Regions from separate parts of the Homo sapiens genome. Here region 2 is linked to region 1. Evidence: read pairs that join two places in POLR2A ChIA-PET (ENCODE). Cell type or tissue: HepG2. All regions are shown on one strand. Links, peaks and the distances in the headings refer to the core of each region. The heading gives the core; the rest is flanking DNA. Region 1 has its middle 8.0 kb from the start of C20orf203. Region 2 overlaps NOL4L (nucleolar protein 4 like).

The links. Peaks named below come from ENCODE experiments on the same cell type or tissue, not always from the same donor. Only the 100,000 strongest peaks of a DNase experiment are listed, where the experiment ranks them.
Region 2: POLR2A ChIA-PET joins it to region 1 with 10 read pairs; 3 of 35 experiments call an interaction of 5 or more read pairs at or near these places.

The regions. Positions count from the first base shown.
Region 1 is chr20:32,677,735-32,686,109 of GRCh38, forward strand. No RefSeq gene overlaps it. Among named protein-coding and RNA genes, the nearest start is that of C20orf203, 8.0 kb to the left of the region's middle. RefSeq lists enhancers at 888-1,487, 1,488-2,086, 2,087-2,686, 3,286-3,885, 3,633-3,927 and 3 more. In HepG2, for the core only: a CTCF peak has its summit at 3,931; DNase peaks (open chromatin) are centred at 3,853 and 7,027; H3K4me3 peaks cover 1,309 bases.
Region 2 is chr20:32,537,854-32,546,228 of GRCh38, forward strand. The region is part of intron 1 of NOL4L (nucleolar protein 4 like); the gene reads right to left. It overlaps LOC105372592 (a long non-coding RNA gene), which reads left to right. Exons shown (of 3, transcript XR_007067563.1): 3 at 3,321-4,100. Among named protein-coding and RNA genes, the nearest start is that of NOL4L-AS1, 19 kb to the right of the region's middle. RefSeq lists enhancers at 831-1,802, 3,232-3,737, 3,738-4,243. In HepG2, for the core only: a CTCF peak has its summit at 7,650; DNase peaks (open chromatin) are centred at 2,308, 3,748, 6,038, 7,568 and 3 weaker places; H3K4me3 peaks cover 475 bases.

The DNA.
Region 1 (8,375 bases), core at 107-8,106:
TCATAAGCATGTATCAAGCAATCACTTATCAAGCACCTCCTAGGTTCGGGATCTTTTAGAAAGCCCCACTTGGGGAGGTGCGATGGGGAATGGCTCTGGGCCTCCCCATAGGCCAGTTTATCAGCTCTCACAGAGGAGCACAAACCACTGGCTCAGGACGTGCAGGTGCGAAGGAAAGAGGAAGGGCGTGGTTGGCAGCCCCTCTTTCCCTGGGCAGTCTGAGTCACATTCCACCTCTCCCAGTGTTACAGGGTTTGTGAAATGACCACAGCTCCTCACTCTTCTGAGGAGAAACCAGAGGTAGAGGAGAAAGCACAGAGTAGTGCAGAGGGAGGAGCCCTGCCTCCCCTCCACACCCTTCTAAGACTGTTAACATGTCCTTCCAGCAATGTCAGCCAGTGTCAGCTGTGGGGTGCATCAGAATTCTGGAAGCCCAGAAGTCCAGGAATTTGCCATCCAGACGGTGAGACATATGCATAGAGAAGTGCAGCACAGGCTGGGTGCAGTGGCTCACACCTGTAATCCCAGCACTTTGGGAGGCCGAGGTGGGAGGATCACTTGAGCCCAGGAGTTCAAGGCCAGCCTGAGCAACAGTCTCAATAGTGACTGTCTCTATTTAAAAAAAAAGAAAAAAGAAAGAAAGAAAGAAAGAGAGAAGTGGCTGGGCGCGGTGGCTCATGCCTGTAATCCCAGCACTTTGGGAGGCTGAGGCAGGCAGATTACCTGAGGTCAGGAGTTCAAGACCAACCTGGCCAACACAGTGAAACCCCATCTCTACTAAAAATACAAAAATTAGCAGGGCGTGGTGGCACGTGCCTGTAATCCCAGCTACTCAGGAGGCTGAGGCATGAGAATTGCTTGAACCTGGGAGGCAGAGGTTGCGGTGAGCCGAGATGGCGCCATTGTACTCCAGCCTGGGCAAAAAGAGTGAAACTCGGTCTCAAAAACAATAAATAGAAGTGGCCGGGCATGGTGGCTCATGCCTATAATCCCAGCACTTTGAGAGGCCAAGGTGGGCGGATCCCCTGAGGTCAGGGGTTCGAGACCAGCCTGGCCAACATGGTGAAACCCTGTCTCTACTAAAAATACAAAAATTAGCCAGGCATGGTAGTGGGTGCCTGTAATCCCAGCTACTCAGGAGGCTGAGGCAGGAGAGTCACTTGAACTCAGGAGGCGGAGGTTGCAGTGAGCCAAGATCGCACCACTGCACTACAGCCTGGGGGATAGAGCAAGACTCTGTGTACAAAAAAAAAAAAAAGAAGTGCAGTGCAGGCAACTGGTGCTCAGATGGGAAGGCCTGTCAGGGCACTGTGTCGGGGACAGAGATGGTTGCCGCCATCCTGGGACAGTGTCCAACATAGTGCAAGAGATGGGCTGGGTGAGGCATAATGCCAGCGATGACAGCAACCACCCCCAGTGGTGCTGGCTGTCGTTGACTGTGGTTCACTGTGAGTGCCAAACACACATGCTTTGCTGCATTTACTCCTCCAGCCCCGGAGTTGCCACTGCTCCCATTTCAGAGATGGGGAAACCGTGGCAGGGAGACTTGCCCATGGGCCCCCAGGCAGTAAGAGTAGGGCTGGAGGGAAGAAACTGGCAGGCTGGTTCCAGAGACCTCCCTCTTAGGTATCACTGAGAGGGGCTTCCAGGCACCTCTGTGTGGTTGAACTTGCTGATCTGTTCAAACTGCTGTCATATAAGGACGTTCAACTTGATTTTCAGCATCACCAGCAACCTTGCTGCTCCTTCCCCCTCTGGGCTAGTAGGGTGAGAGCTCTTCTCAGAGACAAAGACCAGGATGCAGGAGCAGGCATGGCTTGGCCTGCAGACAAGACTGGTAGGAGGAGGAGACCTGGACCCAGTTGCTCTAAATCTAGCAAAAAGATTTTCTAGGCCCTCCAGAGGCTACCTCCTCCCCTTAGCTCCCACTGCCTGCAGCCGCCTGCAAATTGCTTAGAAGTGTTGATAATTACAGCAGGCCCAATCCCATCAACACCTGAGGGAGAGGAAACTGGAGGGTCCTCCTTCTGTAAGCTTATCCCAGAGCCCACTGACATCCATCATCTCCCCTGATCCCCTAGGATGGAGGCAGGAGGTGGGACATGGTCCCTGTTCTCTTGAGCAGGCTAGTGACTTGCCCAAGGTCATGCAGACCCTTCCAGGGAATACTGGGATTAGGGCTCAGCTTTTCCTGCTCAGCTCAGCACCCACCGATAACCAGTAGCGCTTTTCCTTTTCTGAGCTGAGCAAGCCTCAGAGGGCGAGTGAAAGAGGAGCCACCGGAAGGTGCTCTGGCAGGTCAGATTGCCCACGCATGCCAGTGTCCAGCCCCCTGCAGAACTCTGGGCCTTGGTGAGGTCATTTCAGAAGGAAAGAACGTTGGCACTAACAGGGATCTCAAAAGCACCCAGTGTAGGCCAGGTGCGTTGGCTCATGCCTGTAATCCCAGCACTTTGGGAGACGGAGGTCAGGAGTTCAAGATCAGCCTGGCCAACATGTTGAAACCTTGTCTCTACTAAAAATAAAAAAATCAGCCTTAGCCAGGCATGGTGGCATGCGCCTGCAATCCCAGCTATTCCAGAGGCTGAGGCAGGAGAATTGCTTGAAAATGGGAGGCAGAGGTTACAGTGAGTCAAGATGGTGCCACTGCACTCCAGCCTGGGTGGCAGAGTGGGACTCTGTCTCAAAAACAAAAACCAAAAGAAGCACCCAATGTAAGCCTTTCGTGTTATAGATGGGGTCATAGAGGAACAGAGGATGAACAGAGTCTGCCCAAGACTGTTAGCAGGTTAGACCCAAGCCCCTGACTCCCCATCCCCCACTTCTCTTCTGGTGCCTGACAAGAGAGTAGTTTCCTACACATTCACCTTCTTCATAGGCTTTGCCTCCAGGAGCCAGGGAAGTGTACAGAATGGCTTTGGGGCTGGGCAGACTTGGTTTGGAGCCACATCCCCCTACTTGGTTGCTGTGTAACTTTGGGCAAATGAATTTCCCTCTCTGGGCCTGTTTCCTAATCTGTAAAATGGGGAAAATAATAACTGCTTCTTAATGTAAGAATTCAATGAACTAAGGTGTCCACAGGATGGAGAGCTCTGCAAAGGCCCCAGGCAGGCAAGGGACTGAAGACAGGCATTCCTGAAGGCTAAAAGGTGATCAGGCATTCCACAAATCCCCCTTCCTCTTTCCCTCTCTGATGCCAAATACACCCAAGCTCAGAGACACATCTTCTGCCTGGGCTTTGAGACAGGCCTGAAAACCCTCCCACACTGTCTACAAGCACAGAAGAGCTTCTCTCTGGAATGATTGCTCTGACCTGGAGGAGATGACAGAGCCAGCACTAGGAATCTCTGGGGAGAGCGCTCCAGGAGCTGGTGCATGGGTGGAAAGGTGGAATTCCTCCCCACTGCTGCCACCCCCAACACTGCCCACCCCAGGAGCCTCCTGGCTTCCAGGGGTGGCTGCAGAGACCTGCTAGGTGGAGGGGTTTTCTCAGGGAGCCTTCACTTGCTCCCACAGACACATCTGCTGAAAGCAGTGCAGGCAGGCATGAGGCAGGCAGTGGAGCTGCAACTGGCTGACAGCAGGCTGGAGAGGGGAGAGGGAGAAAGGGAGCGAAAAGGGGGAGGGGAGACTGGGTGAGTCGTACTCCCTTCCCCACGGCCCACCCCGACAAGCTAAGAAAAGCTCTGGGGGGAGAAAAGCTGCTAAGATGCACAGTTGCCCTCCCCTCTGTGGGAGGCCCTTCCTTCCCCAGAGCCAGCTGCCCCAGGCAGATTAGCATTGGGCTCCGGAAAAGCAGGCCCACACCAGCCCATGGGAGGCCGCCGGCTGAGTCAGCTCCTCTACCTGGCAGGAAATCATTCATAAAAATGACACCTGCCCAGAGCCCAGCGCCCAGCCTCACCAGCCAGAGTCTCCAGCCACACAGCCACACTGCCTCCTGCCGCCTCCCTCCCACCTCCTCCCAGCCACTGTACAGGGCAGACCTCTTTCTCTTTCTCTTTCTCCTGGGAAGAAGAATAATGAGACTGATGTGAAATAAGGCCAGCTCGGCCTTCGTCAATCAGTATTTACGGGTCGCCTGCCCTGGGGACAATAGTAGAGTCAAGAAGAGCAACCACTTCACTCAATGATGAACAAACATCTGCGACACAGCTTCCAGAGGTTCTCACTGTCCCAGCCACGTGCGTGGCGGACACTCTTTACGTTCAGTTTCTGTGTGGATGACCAGAGGCTCCTTAGACACACAGCTAGACACAGATAACTGGGCCAATCCTCCCACAAAGGGGGTCCGTAGAGCAGTGGTGACTTACACAGGTCACACGTGAGGTCAAACTTTAAGTCCATGTCAGGCCGGTCGCGGTGGCTCATGCCTGTAATCCCAGCACTTTGGGAGGCCGAGGCAGGCGGATCATGAGGTCAGGAGATCGAGACCACCCTGGCTAACATGGTGAAACCCTGTCTCTACTAAAAATACAAAAAATTAGCCAGGCGTGATGGCACGCGCCTGTAACCCCAGCTACTCGGGAGGCTGAGGCAGGAGAATCGCTTGGACCCGGGAGGCAGAGGTTGCAGTGAGCCTGAGATTGTGCCACTGCACTCCAGCCTGGGTGACAGAATGAGACTCTGTCTCAAAACAAAAACAAAAAACAAAAAAAAACTTTAAGTCCATGTCCCTAAAATGTAGACAACATTCCATCTTGTTCTTTCTTTTTTTCAGAGACAGGGTCTTGCTCTGTCACCCAGGCTGGAGTGCAGCGGTGCCATCACAGCTCACTGCAGCCTCAATCTCCTGGGCTCAAGTGATCCTCCCGCCTCAGCCTCCCGAGTAGCTGGGGTTACAGGAATGAGTCACCACACCTGGCCCATATTGTCATTCTTACTTCCCTTCGTTCAAACCCTGATGCACTCTCTTATCTGGGAGATAAAATGCAGGCTGCTCTCCTGCTGAAGATGTTACATCCTAATCACAGCCCTGCATGTCTGGGCCTGCGATCTCGGCCCTCATATCGCTCCCCCTTGATCTCCTTCACCAGCCGCCCTGGCCTTGTCGTTTCTCAAACTCACAAAACATGCTGTCACCTCAGGGCCTTTGCACGTGCCTTCCCTTCTGTCTTCCATCATTACATGTCAGGCTCCTCTGCATCCTGCAGGACTAGGTCACCTGTCAGCTTCTCAGAGACCTTCCCTGACCACTTTAAGAATCTGCCTCCCCCTGGCCGGGTGCGGTGGCTCATGCCTGTAATCCCAGTACTTTGGGAGGCCAAGGTGGGTGGATCACAAGGTCAGGAGTTCGAGGCCAGCCTGGCCAATTGGGTGAAACCCCGTCTCAAAATTAGCCAGGCGTGGTGGCACGCACCTGTAGTCCCCACTACTCAGGAGGCTGAGGCAGGAGAGTCACTTGAACCTGGGAGACACAGGTTGCCATGAGCTGAGATCGCACCACTGCATTCCAGCCTAGGCCACAGAGTGAGACTTCATCTCAAAAAAAAAAAGAATCCGCCTCCCACAACACACACACACACACACACACACACACACACACACACACACACACATTATTCCCTATCCCTGCATGAAGACAGCTCCCATCCTAACTCACAGAACAAGTTCATTATGGACTTCTTTACCCAGCTACTGTCTGTCTCCCCAGGCAGAGTCAACCCACAAGGTTGATTTTGCTCACCCTGGTGTTCCCAAGGCCTGGTACAAAGTAGATCCTCAGAAAATATTTGTTAAATGAATAATTAAATGACTTCTCACTGTAAGCAATTGGCACCACTTAGGCTAGCACTCAAGCACCTTCTATCCTCTTGACCATACCACAAAGTTAACCAGTTACACGATCAGAACACCTCTTCTTCATTTGTTCCTTCTTATGATGTTCAGTAGAGAGAGGCTCAGAAGAGCACTGCAGGGTGAGGCTGGAGCTAGGAGTTTGGAACACAGGTGCAGGGCTGTTCCACCCACCACACAGGTGAACTCCCAGAGGGCAGGGGCCTGTTGATGGTGGATGGGAACATTCAGTAAAACATTCCATAAACTGTTGCCTTTTTTTTTTTTCTGAGACAGAGTCTTACTCTGTCGCCCAAGCTGGAGTGCCGTGGCGTGATCTCAGCTCACTACACCCTCTGCCTCCCAGGTTCCAGTGATTCTCCTGCCTCAGCCTCCCAAGCTCCCAAGTAGCTGGGATTACAGGCACACACCACCACGCCTGGCTAATTTTTGTATTTTTAGTAGAGATGGTGTTTTGCCAAGTTGGCCAGGCTGGTCTCAAACTCCTGACCTCAAGTGATCTGCCCGCTCGGCCTCCCAAAGTGCTGGGATTAGAGGCGTGAGCCACCGCGCCCGGCCTTGCCATCATTTTTGTTCTCCTCTGTGAAGAGGACAGCCAAGAGTGTCAGAGGTCCTCAAACACTTGCTGCTTCATAAGGAGGGTCTCCCCCTTCTTACCAATCTCTAATCAGCATTTACAAAGCAGCCACCAGGACCCAGACCTCCATTAGAAGCCCAGGCAAATATAACCAAAGTGTATGATCTAGGGTTCTCAACACGTACGTGCACATCAGAGTCACCCAGGGAGCCTGTTAAAAGCACAGATGGGCACAGTGGCTCACGCCTGTAATCCCAGCACGTTGGGAGGCCAAGGTGGGCGGATCACGAGGTCAGGAGATCGAGACCATCCTGGCTAACAGGGTGAAACCCCATCTCTACTAAAAATACAAAAACTTAGCCAGGCGTGGTGGCACACGCCTGTAGTCCCAGCTACTCAGGAGGCTAAGGCAGGAGAATCACTTGAACCCAGGAGGCAGAGGTTGCAGTGAGTTGAGATTGCGCCACTGCACTCCAGCCTGGGCGACAGAGCAAGGCCCCATCTCAAAAAAAAAAAAAAAAAAAAAACCACAGATGTCCTAATCACTACCCATTCCATCCTATTTTGATTTCACAGGTCCAGGCTGGGGCAAGGAGAGCTCCCAGGGGATTGTGATGTGCACCAAACACTGAGAACCCCTGGCCATGCAGGGGAACTCCCTGAGGAGCTTCTGCAAACAAGGATGCCAGGCCCCTCTGCTATCAGAGATCCTCATCTTAAAGAGCCTGGGCTGGAGACCTAACAGTGAAATTTTTCAAGCATTCCTCAAATGCTGTTGTGCAGCCAGGGTGGGGGGTGGGGGGGATCACTTGAGGTCGGGAGTTCAAGACCAGCCTGGTCAACATGCTGAGACCCTGTCTCTACTAAAAATACAAAAATTAGCCGGGTGTGGTGGCAAGCACCCATAGTCCCAGCTACTCAGGAGGCTGAGGCAGGAGGATTGCTTGAACCCAGGAAGTGGAGGTTGCAACGAGCCGAGATCGTACCACTGCACTCCAGCCTGGGCAAGAAAATGAGATGCAGTCTCAAAAGAAAAAAACAAACAAAGGAAAACGATTCCTGCATTTTATCATCAGGAAACTGATGCAGGAAAAAAAAAAAAAGGTCTTGCCGGGTGCGGTGGCTCACGCCTGTAATCCCAGCACTTTGGGAGGCCGGGGCGGGCAGATCACCTGAGGTCAGGAGTTCGAGATCAGCCTGGGCAACACAGTGAAACCCCGTCTCTACTAAAAATACAAAATTAGCTGGGCATGGTGACACATGCCTGTAATCCCAGCTACTCGGGAGGCTGAGGCAGGAGAATTGCTTGAACCTGGGAGGCGGAGGATGCAGTGAGCCGAGATCACGCCATTGCACTCCAGCCTGGGCAACAAGAGTAAATCTCCGTCTCACCAAAAAAAAAAAAAAGAGAGAGAGAGAAAGAAAGGTCTTGCCAGTACCTTCTGTCCAGGCCTTGCAAACCCAGAGTGGCCCCAAGTCAGTGGGGTCTCCTTCAGGCCCCACAAGGCGAGCTGGAGAGCTGCTGGAAATCAGCTGATGTGCTGGCAGAGCTCCAGCCCAGAGTTTCTCATGACTTGGAGCCGACATATTCCCAGCATCTCAGCTCATTTCAGGCAAAATCATCGAGCATATTTTAGGATCAGCAAAAACCCACAATGCCTTTGGCCGAGCACTTTCCCTCTTCTTGTTGAAGCCCAGGGGTATTTTCTAGGAAATTGAGTCCATCTGTTTCTGATTCATTCGTACTTAACTCATCACCGGGCTGTTTTGTAAGAGCCCTTTGATGTGAAAGCCGCCTTATTCCATAAGCCTCTCTAAGCCTTTATTTAGTCAACAGCAGGTAAACGGGCCTCTCCAAAGAGGCCAGAGGCAGCATATTGATCTCCTGCTACACAAAGTCCATGTGAAGGGAAAGTGTGGCCCAAACGCCTGCCTGGAGACACTGAGACTCCCCGTCTTTGGGCCTAGCAGGGCAAAGCAGACCACTCCCTAGCCCTGACCC
Region 2 (8,375 bases), core at 38-8,037, 140 kb before region 1:
CTGCAACCTCCGGCTCCTGGGTTCAAGCGATTCTCCTGCTACAGCCTCCCGAGTAGCTGGGATTACAGACACACACCACCATGCCTGGCTAATTTTTGCAGTTTTAATAGAGACAGGGTTTCCCTATGTTGGCCAGGCTGGTCTCGAACTCCTGGCCTCAAGTGATCCCACTGCCTCGGCCTCCAAAAGTGCTGGGATGACAGGCATGAGCCACCACACCCAGCCCACAACCCTCATTTCTGTCAGGCCTCCCAAAAGCTCCTACTGTCAGTGCAGGCAGCTGCTTGGAAGTCATTCTAGGCCACCCCTTCCATTTCCCAGGTAGGTGAACCAAGACCATTCAGGTGCGAGGCTGGCCTGAGTCAGAGATGGCCTGGGAGAGCCTTTGGGGGGCAGGGAGGGTTCAGTCCCCTCAGGCCTGGCTGTGTCCCCTGCCCCCCACCCACAATCAGGCCCAGGGTTGGGGGGTGCACACCAAGGAGGGGCAGGAAGTGTCCAAGAAGCAGAACCGGCTCTGTGTCCCCAGTGGCGGCGGGTGTCTGGGGCAGGAGGAGGCTATCTGATCCCTTCCCCACTGCCCCGGCCATGACCTCCTCCCTCCCTCCCTCGCTCCCTCCCTCCCTCCCTCCCTCCCTCCCTCCCTCCCTCCTCCTTCATGGCTGGGGTAGCCAGCACCCTGGGCTGCAGCTGAGAACCCAGCGTTCCCCAACCCCGCCAGCATTCCAGTGAGAGGAGGGGTGGGGGGAGACTGCACCCAGAGCTTTAGGGACAGGGGCACCCCTGGGGCTGCTCCACTCTGGGAGGGCCAAGGCCAGGCTGCCTCCAACCTCACCGTTTCCTGCCTCCGCTCTCCCCATCTCTCAGTAGCAGAGCTGCCTAAATTTGGCTCCAGGAGGGAATGGGGGAGGCAGCGGCAGGCGGGTGCCGTCAGAGGCCAGGGCGTCGCTCCCGTCTAGCCGGCTGGCATTTTTGCTGTCTGGAGGAGGGCAGGGGGGCCCGGCAGCCCTCTCCCGGAAAGGGAGATGTTCGTACCTTCTGACATACACTGAGTAATGTGCAAACGACATGCAAACCGAGCTTCAAATCAGCATCTCAGCCAGGGAACAGCTTGAGAGCTGCTTTTGGGATGAGAGCAGAAGGACCAGAGCCCAGTGCCCAGGGGCTCCAGTGGGGGTGGGGTGGGGTGGGGGGCGGCACAGAGTGTCTAGGGCTGGGCGTTGGGAGACTCAGTTTCTTGCCAGCTGCAGGGCTTTGTTCCAGTGGCTGGACCCTCTGGGTCCCAGCCCAAGGGCAGGGCCATGGCTTTCTCTGCCTGCTCCAGCAAAGCACTGGGCACACCCTGTCACGTGGTTAAGCACGTGAGTTCTGCAGCCATCCTGCCTAGGTTTGAACCCTGGCTCTCCATGGGCCAGCTGAGTGAATTCCTCAATCGAGCACCCAGGCAAGCAGCTAGTGGAACTGGGTGTCTGTTTTAGAACAGCCACTTCCCTTCCCTGGAAGTTGGGCACGGGGGCATGACGTGAGAGAACCTGGGCTTTGGAATCAGAACTGGATTCCAGGCCTCACTCAGCCAGTGAGGCTCTCTGAGTCTCACTCCCCTCATTTGGGAAATGGGTTCAGGATCTCAAGGTCAGCTGTGACGTCCACGTGATGACCTTGCACATGGTGGGCACACACAGGCCTTCCCATGGTGCAGCCTCACTGCTGTCTGCATTCATGTGACTCCTAGCTCCATCCTGTCCCATCGCTCCTCTTCTCTTTGTTCTTCTGTCCTGGCTTTTTCGTCTCTAGATGTAAATTTCTTGCGGTCTTTTTCCCTTCTGTCTCTCTTCTTAACTGGTGATCTTGGAAAAGTCATTGCCTCTCAGAGTCTCAGTCTGCATATCTTCTAAATGGGAGTAAATGAGAGGTGGACAATGAGCTCTGTCTGGGGCCTGAGGCTCATCTTTACAAGACCGCCCACCCATCATTCCAAAGGGCCACCAGGGGTAGGCTGTGCCCTCAACTCTATCGGGCATGGTGTGTTGGGGGCTCCACTTCTCAGTAACTCTGTTTAACCCCAGATAACTGCTCTCCTGCCCCTCGGCCGGGGCTGATATGAGCTGAATCCAGCTTCCTGCCACCCAAAAGCCACTTCCTGCCAAGCTGATACCAGAAGAACTTGTTTTCTGTGCACAGAGCAGTCTCTGGTGGGGCAGCCACCAGCTTGCCTCGGGTGTGAACATTTTTTTCCATTTGCCGGTCTGTCTGCTGGGCTGGGCAGGGGAGGCTGGGGACTCTGACCCCTTCGCCTCTGCACGTGCCTGTCCTGCCCTGAGGTAGCCTCTGGGCCCACCAGCCATCCCAGGAAGGGTGCCAAGTGTCCCTCTGGGCCCAGACAGATGTGTGTAGGCCGTGACACACAGTCTGACACAGCCACACACACACAGTCAGTCTGACAGAGCCACTGTGGCCACTGGGCATTTGGGCAAGGACTCAGGGAGACAATGTGTGACTGTCACACACAGTTAAGGTCACAGAGACATGGACATAGCCTCACACATGCAACCATCTGCAGTCCTTGGACAGTCTCACACACAATTACACGCAGGCCCACAGCCATGCTCAGAATCCCACAGCACTCCACACAGCTTCACACATGTACACGGGAATCTTCCTCCCCGGCCCCCACACCTGCCCAGCACCGACCTTCCAGATGCATTCACTGATTCAACAAATCCTTTTTGAGGGTCTTCTCTGTGGAGGCCCTGGGCTAACCCATAATCAGAATGACTGGAACAGGAACAAATAATTAGCTGCCCTGTGCTGTTGCCTCCGTTTCCCCATCTGTGAGATGGGGATCCTAGCCCTGCCACATGGGACTGTCAATGTTAGGAGTGAATGTGTGGAAAGCCCTCGGTCCGTGTTTGGCCCACAGTGTCATCTAAGTAAGGCTATCCTGGTTAGCCAAAAGCATCCCATGCCCAGCTCCACGCAGAACACCTGGCACACATTATCTCCCTGAGCCCTTGTCCAAGTCCCCAGCAGCTGGGGTCATCGCCCCCATTCCTCAGATGAGGAAACCGAGGCTCAGAGAAGAGGCCCACAGTCTGTAGGTTGCCCCACCGATCTCATGTCATGCCACAGTGCTGCTCCAGCCTGCCTCGCCACCCCCTACACACACACACACACACACACACACACACACACACACACTATTCCCTCTGGCTAGAAGGCCCTTCTCACTTGCATATAGCATGCCCAGCTCCTCTGAGCTGCCTACTTACACTTCTGTGAAATGGGGATACTAGCCCGTGTCAGCCCCTGTTTATTTTCCCCAGGGCACTGGACTTTAAGGGCCAAGAGTGAAGACCATTTTGTCCTGTTCTCTGGCACACAGTAGGCACTCGACAACTATTTCAAAACTAAAGGAATAAGCAAGTGGCCTCATGGCTACTGAGGACAGAGTCTGGAACTGAATGCAGGGCACTCTGAAGCTGGAGCTCACTTCTACATTATTGCCTTTCTCATGCTACTAGCAGGCACTGAATGTGTCAGTGAGTGAATGAATGAAACCAAGATCTCAGGATCCCAGTCAAGTGCTCCCTGAGTTTCATTTCCTGGTAGTGTGGACATGAGCCAAGCTCCAGCCACCTTGGATGGTGGTGGGGGTGGCGGGGCTGATGGGCCGCCTGAAGCCGGCTGTCAGGAGCTCGTCTGGCCACAGCCGCCAGCAGGAGAGACCAGCTGGCGGTGCAGGGTCCATCGGCCCGGGCCTGGAATCTGAGCTGCCCTCAGAGGCCCAGCTTCTCTCTGGGCCCCCACAAACTGGCCTTTGTTCCTGGGCCGGCCAAGACCCAGCAGCTTGGGCTTTCTGTCTGCCCGCGGCACCCGCGCTGAGCTGGCGGGGTAAATGGGCCAGCCTCCCCTCTGTCCATGCCCAGGACGTCGCTTTAGGACTAAATGGAGATGTAATTTTCTATACAAATCCATGACAATTTAGATGGAGTGATTGTAATTGGCTTTTCAATGGGGGTTTTGTCCAGAGCTGGTGGCTAGAACTGGGTGGCCTGTTTGAGGCAGGCTCCATTTAAATGACAATAAAGCAATAATATTGAGGACTTGTACAGTGCCCAGCACTCCTCCCAGCCCAAGTAGAGCCTCATGTTTATGGATCTGGTCCTTCCCTGAGGCTGTCTGGACAGGCGGGTGGTGGGGGGCGCTAAGCCCAGGAGACAGGTGGCCATATCTTTGGGCTTCAGGACACAGAGCTTCAGAATGGCTGGGGCAAGGTCCCGCATCCACTGGCTTACCTGTGTCCTTATTCCTGAAACTGTCACTAACTAGTGCCTCCTCGGGCTAGCTGCTAGTCCAGGTTTCGGGGGCACCAAGACAATGAGAGCTGCTCAGGCAGGTCAGAGGGAGAAGGCTACAATGGCCAGTACAGCATGACATTTGAGAGCATGACCAAGAGATGACCAACAGCCAGACAGCCTGAGCTCAAATCCTACTCCACTTCTTTTTAAAAAAATTTTTTTTGAGACAGGGTCTCGCTGTGTCACCCAGACTGGAGTATAGTGGCAGGATCACGGCTCACTGCAGCCTCGACCTCCAAGGCTTAAGCAATCCTCCCACCTCAGCCTCCCAAGTAACTGGACCATAGGCATGTGTCACTACACCTGGCTAATCTTTTTATTTTTTTGCAGAGACAGAGTCTCATTGTGTTGCCCACGCTGGTCTCGAACTACTGGGCTCAAGAGATCCTCCCGCCTCAGCCTCTGAAAGTGCTGGGATTACAGGTGTGAGCCACTGTGCTCAGCCCCTACTCTACTTCTGACTCGTCTCTTGAACCTTACCAAGTTACTTAACCTCTCCATGCCTCAGTTTCCCCAGCCATAACATGAAGCTGCAGTGAAAGTTTTTGTGAAGATGAAACACCTTAATAGTGCCTGGCATGTGGAAGGTGCTATATATAAGTCATTGCCGTGATTCATTCCAAGCTCTAGCTCTGGTGTCAGGGTGACCTTGGGCACGTGACTTAACCTCTTTAAACCTCCACTGGCTCCTCTTTAAAGTGGGGCTTTTAGGAGAACCGACCTCACGGGGTTGTGAGGATTTTAGAGGATGCAGGAAAGCGCTGAGCACACAGCCGTTCTCGATAAACACGAGCTCTCTTGCTGTGGTGCTCTTGCCTTGAGGAGCTCGCCAGCTAGTGATCATTACCATGTCGAGTGTGGGGAAAAGGGAAAAGAATAAAGCTCGCGGGAAGCCACCACGGAGCTCAGCTGGCTCTGCCATCAGGGGATGCAATAGGAGAGAATGATCCAGAGGGCCCTCAGGAACAGGGCAAGGAGTGGGGCTGCGTGAAGGAAGGCTTCACAGAGGAGGTGACATTTGGGCTGGGTCTTGAAGGATGCGTGGCACTTCTGCCACCAGAAAGGGTGATACCCAGCCTGGCCAACATGGTGAAACCCCGTGTCTACTAAAAATGCAAAAATTAGCTGGGGCTGGGCACGGTGGCTCATGCCTGTAATCCCAGTACTTTGGGAGGCCCAGGTGGGTGGATCACTGAAGTCAGGAGTTCGAGACCAGCCTGACCAATATGGTGAAACCCTGTCTCTACTAAAAATACAAAAATTAGCTGGGTGTGGTTGTGGGCACCTGTAATCTCAGCAACTAGGGAGGCTGAGGCAGGAGAATCGCTTGAACCCAGGAGGAGGAGGTTGCAGCGAGCTGAGATCGTGCCATTGCACTCTAGCCTGAATGACAGAGCGAGACTCTGTCACAAAAAAAAAAAGAAAAAAAAGATTAACTGGGTGTGGTGGTGCACACCTGTAGTCCCAGCTTCTTGGGAGGCTGAGGCACAATAACCACTTGAACCCAGGAGGTGGAGGTTGCAGTGAGCCGAGATCTCGCCACGGCACTCCAGCCTGGATGACAGAGGGAGACCTTGTCTCAGAAAAAAACAAAAAAAAAAAGATACCAGGGTCAGGCACTGTGGTTACAAAGTCAACAGGCAGACCTGGCTGCCTCCTGAATGAGTGATTTGTGCCTGTGAAAAGGGTGGTGGACAGGGAGCCTCTGCTGAAGGTGCGATGTTAAGTCACCTCTGAAGGCCAACAGCCTGTGCAAAGGTCTTCAGGCAGGCAGGCGGCCGGCATCGTGGGCAGTGGTGTGTAGGATGGTGGGGAGGCTATGCTGAACGTGCTGGAGGGACGGATGGGGTGGCGGCTGTATTCACGTGAAACAGGCAGCCATAGAGGGATTTTAAGCAGGCGGGTGACACCATCCAGAGGATATTTTTAAATGATCCCTCTGACTGCTCGTGGAAAATGGGCTATGGAGAAGAAGGGGTGAGAGAGAGGCAGGGAAGCCATGGGGAGGCAGTTGGATCACTGGGGGAGAGAAGTGGTTAGACCCAAGGTATAGCAGGGCCCAGGAGCTGCTGGAAGGATGATGGGAAGGCAGGGGGCGGGTGGAGAAAGGAAGGGGGAAGGGGTACAAAGAGGCATGGGGCCTTTGAGGCGTGGTGAGGGGCTGTGTGCAGCTGGTACCTGAGCAGGGTTGGTGGAAGGAGATAGCAGAAGAGAGGTGAGGGCCACCTCCCACCTCCCTGCGCCAGGCTAAGGCTCTCCAGCTTTGTCCTGAAGGCAGTGGGGTGCCAACAAGGATTTTTCTCCAGGCAGGAAAAGACCATGCTGAGATTTGTGCTTTTGAAGGATCATTTTGGCTGCAGGGTAAAGGGGTGGGAGGTGGCAGGTGGGCGAGGCTGGAAGGAGAGAGGCAGGGAGGGAGGGTGGTCAGTGGCGGCTCAGAGGCCTCAGCAGGCATCCTGGCCAGCTCCCAACTCCAAGAGCAACAAACCACTTTCTCAGAGGTCTAAAACCAGCCCCAGGTCACACGGCTTGTCAATGGCAGAGATAGATCCCACCCCAGGGTGAACTCAAAATCCAGTGCACTGTTCCCCTTTGCTATCAACAGCCTTGGTCACTAGTAAAATCCATCACAAATAGCTTTTCATCACGACTCTCAGAGAACCCATACTATGACACGAAAAGGTGAGTACTATTATTATTCCTATTTTACAGATCAGGAAACTGAGGCTAAGTCACCTGCCTAAAAGCACACAGCTGGGAATTGACAGCCAGGTTCAGATCTAGGCAGTGTGACTCCAGACCCACACCACAGGTCCTAAGCAGGAGGTCTCAGGCCAAGTGGGGTCTATGGATGTATCTGGGGGAACCTACAGAGGTTTATTACAATTTGAGTTTGTTGCTGATACTTAAAAGTTGGGGCTGGGCATGGTGGTGCCTGCCTGTAGTCCCAGCTACCCAGGAGGCTGAAGCAGGAGGATTGCTTGAGCCCAGGAGTTTGAGGCTGCAGTGAGTTATAATAGTGCCACTACACTCCAGCCTGGGTGACAGAGCATGACCCTGTCTCTAAAGAATAAAAATTTTTAAAAAATGGGACATTTCATGAAAGAAGAAAAACATGAACTTTGGACAGGACCTCCTAATGTTGACAACCCCAAGCCCCAGTCCTTGAACTTCGTCCACCTTGGGGCCACTCACACGTGTGCGATGTCACGTTGACATCTCCAGCATGGGCCTCTCCTCTGCTGCCGGACAGCCGACTGGACTGAAAGCAAGTGTGTGTCTAGGGCCCCCTGGAGAGCCAGGGCGACACATCCATCCACTCATCCAGCAAGCATTTAGACCCCCTTCCCCCGACCCGCCCACAGCCCTGGCCACCACCACCAAACTTCCTCCCCCAGCAGGCTTCTCCATCTCCCTTGCTTAGGCCAAACACCCTGAAGGCATCCTTGACTGCTCACTGGTTCTCACAGCCCACATCCCATCCATCAGCAAGTTCTGTTGGCTCCACCTTTAAACTATATCCAGAATGCAGCTGCATTCTCCGCTGTCCCAGGGGCTGGAGGTGCAGGGAGAGGCATGTGCCGTTATTCTAGCGTGCTGAGTCTCAGTTCCATTGTCTGTAAGAAGGGCGGGCTAGAGCAGGATATTTGGATTGCCATTATTCTTGTGTCCAGATTTTGGAGCTAGGAAGAGCCTGTTTACAAGACACTTAGGTTGTAATTCTTTTTTTTTCTTTCTTTTCTTTTTTTTTTTTTTTGGAGACAGAGTCTTGCTCTGTCGCCCAGGCTGGAATGCAGTGGCATGATCTTGGCTCACTGCAACCTCCGCCTCCTTGGTTCAGGCGATTCTCCTGCCTCAGCCTCCCAGTAGCTGGGATTACAGGCAGGCACCACCATGCCCGGCTAATTTTTGTATTTTTAGTAGAGACGGGGTTTCACCATGCTGGCCAGGCTGGTCTTGAACACCTGACCTCATGACCTGCCGGCCTTGGCCTCCCAAAGTGCTGGGATTACAGGCGTG